Regions from separate parts of the Homo sapiens genome. Here region 2 is linked to region 1. A link is an interaction called in ENCODE POLR2A ChIA-PET data of the cell type or tissue named here. Cell type or tissue: Panc1. All regions are shown on one strand.

Region 1 (2,500 bases):
TAGAAATCACTTTGGTAAAGTGTATCACTGTCAAAAGGTAACAGGAAAGCTAGTAGGGATTCTCAGCTCATTTCTTTGCTTATTCACTTTTTGTGGGAAACTGTGCCTGAGGTTAATTCAGAAGATGTTTACGTTCAGCTGTATTTATGTACCAACATCGTGAACATGGTCTGCAAATACAGGAGGATCTGGATGGACATAGCAGAGATTAAGGTGCATGTGGGTGTGGCAAATGATGATACATTTGCAAATCTGCAGGCTGTAATGCCTCACTCTTCTTCACTACTGACACTAACCAAGCTTTATAGATTTTTCGTCCTGTATGCACTTCAAGTTGACTTGAAGTCATGTTCACTTATGTTATCTGCCTTGCCACTTTTGTAGTCAAAGCCACCATCCTCTCTCACCAGGACTGATGCAATAACTTTCTAAAATGTCTTGCTCATCCATTCATACTCACCCCTAAATCACTCTTTACAGAACGGATAAGGTGATCTTAAAACAAAATGATCTTTTTGTAGTTGATGCTGATGTCCCTGCTCTGAGGACTACACTTTGAGAACCACTGATCTGGAGTATTCTTTTCTTCCTAAATTCTCATGCATCCTTCACAATTCAGGTCAAACATCTCTCATCTTCTAAGGGAGGCCTTTCCTGTTTCCTTCAGACTTCCAGGAATTCCTGTTGCACATTAACGTTGCATCATGTACTTCTCCTTTGAAGCCCTTATTGACATTGCATTTGAACATTTAACTGTGTAGATAGATTTTTAGTGGCTGAATCTACTGCAAGAATCAGATAGCTAGCTCCTGTGGAGACTATTTCTGTGTTGCTCACTGTTGTTTCTTTAATTCCTTGCACAAAGCAAGTGCTAGATAATCATTTGTTGAATGAATGAATATTGTTATTTCATTTTCATAGGTAACTGAAAGTATGTAGTAACATTAATATTCTCGGTAAATGTGAAAGATAAGCAGGGACTGTGTATAAACTAGTAGAGGTGTTCAGGAAGAGTAAACATATTTGTTTGTCAGGGATGCAGGACATTTTAGACCTAGCACAATGTGGAAAGCCCCTTAAATGTTGCCTGCTCATGCTGGCACAGTGGCTCATGCCTATGATCCCAGCACTTTGGGAGGCCGAGGCAGGTGGATCACTTGAGGTCAGGAGCTCGAGACCAGCCTGGCCAACATGGTGAAACCCTGTCTCTCCTAAAAATAAAAAAAACTAGCTGGGCATGGTGGCACATGCCTATAATCCTAGCTACTCAGGAGGCTGAGGCAGGAGAATCGCTTGAACCCAGGAGGCAGAGGTTGTAGTGAGCTGAGATCACGCCACTGCACTCCAGCCTGGGTGACAGAGCAAGACTCCGTCTCAAAAAAAAAAAAAAAAAAAAAATTGCCTGCTCTGGTGCTCTGGTGAGGATGCTAGCACAGTTGTTTCTCAGCTTGCCTTCTTACAGCCCATTTGTAATGTTTTATGATTGGTTCATTACCTATGTAATTTTTGTTATTCATATGCAATTTTTTCATGCAGATATGGAATGTGCAGATGTCCCACTATTAACTCCAAGCAGCAAAGAAATGATGTCTCAAGCATTAAAAGCTACTTTCAGTGGTTTCACTAAAGAACAGCAACGACTGGGGATCCCAAAAGGTATGGTTTTGTAGTTGGAAAAAGAGTGGTTGGGGTCAGACCCTTTGGGAAGACACATTTTCTCACCTGGAGTGTGTGAGGCAGACGTTACACTAACCACATTGGAGTCAGCAGCTATGGGCCATGGCTGCCATCTGTTAGGACAATCATGACACACATACTGAGGCTGCCCCGTCTCCTGGGCTTGTTCTTGCCATCTTGGTATGAAGACAGTGGTCCTCAAACTTGCCTGCACACTAGAATCACTTCTGGATCTCTTGGAACAGCTCTGATGTTGGGCATTACACCTGCTGTCATCTGAACTTCTAAGTGTCATTGGTGGGTGTAGCCAGGTTAAACCTCAGGTCATGTATGAAGATTGCATGTTATCAATACTACAGTGCTACTCAAGCTATAGCTTATGATAAGTACAGACTTTGCAGAGTATCTGGTATAATACAGGCACCTAATAATGTTATTACCAAGTGCCATTTGAATGAATGACTACTACTAATTGCTACAATTGTTACCACTATAATTGGCTAAGATAAAAAATAATCGAGAATAATAGTCTCAAGTATATTATAGTTAAGAGCAGGGAGAGGCATGAGCAATCTCTTGTTATTATTGCTATTAAAGAAGCCATTTGTTCTGTTCAGGGCTTTAAAAAAGTCCAATGGGAATAAGGCAGTGAGAGAGGAGATTCATGGAAATCTTTGCCTGCAAGGACAGAGAATACTCATGTGGTACTTTTTGGCTGGCAGTAGTGACCTCCTAGCTGGTGAAATAGAGAAGGCGGAGATGTTGAATATGGAGGGGAGGGTTATGGAAGGCACTCAATGATGTGCAGGCTAGGCTGATGCTT
Region 2 (2,500 bases), 190 kb before region 1:
TGATATTCTAACATATAAAATAACCTCCATCCCACAGTTACTTGTTTGAATATACACACACAGATGCAGATATACAGATTTACCATATGTGTGTTCCATGGGTACACAGCTGACATTAGTGATGCAGCTGATATCAAGTATATCAGTGGCATCAATTAATAATTGGTTATATCACAATTAAGTTACATTTTTTGCCTTTGGAAAACAGTTATACAAATATCATGGTTCAGCATTTTAAAAACTTTATAAATCAAAAATGCTTTTGTAAAGGGAATTGTCCCCTTCCACCTCTCATATTTATCTTTAGAGTAAATTTTACTTAAGTTTTAATACATGTGCTATTGAAAAGCCACCCATGGACATAAAAAAGCTCACATTTTACTTTCGTCAAAGAAAGATATGAGTGAATATAGAAAATCTGATCTTGTTCTTCTATTACAACATTTATTTATTTATTATTTTACTTTAAGTTCTGGGATACGTGTGCAGAACACACAGGTTTGTTACCTAGGTGTACATGTGCTGTGGTGGTTTGCTGCACCTATCAACCCATCATCTAGGTTTACAACATTTATATAATATATTTTATGGAGCACTTAGAGGTACATGTAACTAGACAGGACCTGAGAGAAACCTGTGCTCAATTTTCCAGATGAAGAAACAGAATCGCAAACAGAAATTACCTCTTTTTCCATGGCACAGCTTAAATATGTTGTTTCCCTAAGGGATATCATTAGTGTTATCACCATCTTTAATGTGGTGAAAACTGAGCCTCATGTGAAAAAGCTGAGTCCCAGCAACATTAAGTAATTGATCAGACTTTGCAGGGAGAGCCACAGGGCCGGGCTAGAGCTCACTTGCATTGTTTAACTTCTAATCTCATGTTTGCTGGTTGAGTTTCTATCAACATGTCCTATGAAATAGATCGATTTTCCATTCACTTTAGGTGGTAGTGAAGGTTGTTCACTAATAATACCAATTAACTGATTTCCATAACTCTCTTCCTTCTTTCCAAGTTTAAAAGATTCAGTTTTGCCTGTTATTTCTCTTCCTTTCATCTCAGGAGGAAGAGTTGCAAAGACGGGACAGATAGTTCAGGCATACACTTCACCCAGCTTCCCCTAATGTTACCATATTTTATAACCATGGTGCCATGATCAAAATTTAGTATTCATACAATGCATTTAACTGGATAGTACTCAGATTTCATTAGTTTTTCTACATTGGTTTTCATTCTGGTCCAAGGTCCAATCCCTGCATTTAATTGTCAGGTGTCCTTAGTCTCCTTAGTCTATGCTAGTTCCTCAGTCGTTTCTTCTCTTTCAAGACCTTGATATTTTTGAAACGCATCGGCCAGATAATACCTTATAGGGTATTTGGGTTTGTTTGGTGTTTTCTCATGATTAAAGTTACATATTTTGCAGAACAGCACAGAGGTGATGTGCAGCACTCATGCTGGGGGGTATGTATTAGCCCATTTTCATGTTGCTGATAAAGGCATACCCAAGACTGGGGAATTTATAAAGAAAAAGAGGTTTAATGGCTTCACAGTTCCACATGGCTGGGGAGGCCTCACAACCATGGTGGAAGGCAAAAGACACATCCTACATGGTGGCAGATCAGAGAATTTGTGCAAGGAAATCCCTTTATAAAGCCATCACTTCTTATGAGACTTATTCAGTACCATGAGAACAGCATAGGAAAGACCTGCCCCCAAAATTCAATTATCTCCCACCAGGTCTCTCTCATGACACGCGGGAATTGTGGGAGCTACAATTCAAGATGAGATTTGGGTGGGGACACAGCCAAACCATATCAGGGTACATGACATTGATCTTAGTATTATGATGTTAACCTTGATCACTTCATCAAACTGCTTTTGGCCAGAGGCCACTGTAAAGTTGCTATTTTTTCTTTTGCAGTTAATAAGAAGTTGGGAGAAGATATTTTGCAATTAAAAAGCATTTTGAGGGGAGATACTTGGAAGCTACACAAATATCCTCTTTCTTCTTACTCTTTTGCTCATTGGTTTTAACATTCAGTGGTGGATTTTACCTTAAGCAATAATTACTGTGGTGGTCTAGGAGTGCTTGCACTAATTCCTTTTACATTCAGTAATGGAATTCCTTTCTAAGGAAGAGTTGTTCCTTCTCTCTATTTATTTATTTATTTAATAATCTATCAACATCAGTATGGACTCACTCATGGATATTTGTTTTATTTTCTGGATTGAAATCCATTCCTCTCATAATATATTTTGTTGCTCATATGTTCTGACTTTGCTCTTTGAGAGCTCTTCCAGGTTGACTTCTTCTTCCATTTGATGTGTCCTATCTTTTTCAATTTTTTTCTTTAGCACTTCCTTACTTTCTGGTGCCTTAAGATACTCTAGGATCCTCTTGTATTTTCCCTGCCCCAGCCCTGGAATCAATTGCTTTCCCCAAAATCTCTGGTTTCTTTCATTGGAGAATGGTACTTAGGAACCAAGACTTGGGAGTTA

What was found. Peaks named below come from ENCODE experiments on the same cell type or tissue, not always from the same donor. Only the 100,000 strongest peaks of a DNase experiment are listed, where the experiment ranks them.
Region 2: POLR2A ChIA-PET joins it to region 1 with 12 read pairs; 3 of 35 experiments call an interaction of 5 or more read pairs at or near these places.

What each region holds. Positions count from the first base shown.
Region 1 is chr11:128,489,613-128,492,112 of GRCh38, reverse strand. It overlaps ETS1 (ETS proto-oncogene 1, transcription factor), which reads left to right. Exons shown (of 10, transcript NM_001143820.2): 4 at 1,537-1,656. Among named protein-coding and RNA genes, the nearest start is that of MIR6090, 32 kb to the left of the region's middle. In Panc1, no CTCF peak of the experiment used is centred here; no DNase peak of the experiment used is centred here; H3K27ac peaks cover 1,229 bases.
Region 2 is chr11:128,675,536-128,678,035 of GRCh38, reverse strand. No RefSeq gene overlaps it. Among named protein-coding and RNA genes, the nearest start is that of FLI1, 17 kb to the left of the region's middle. In Panc1, no CTCF peak of the experiment used is centred here; no DNase peak of the experiment used is centred here; H3K27me3 peaks cover 312 bases.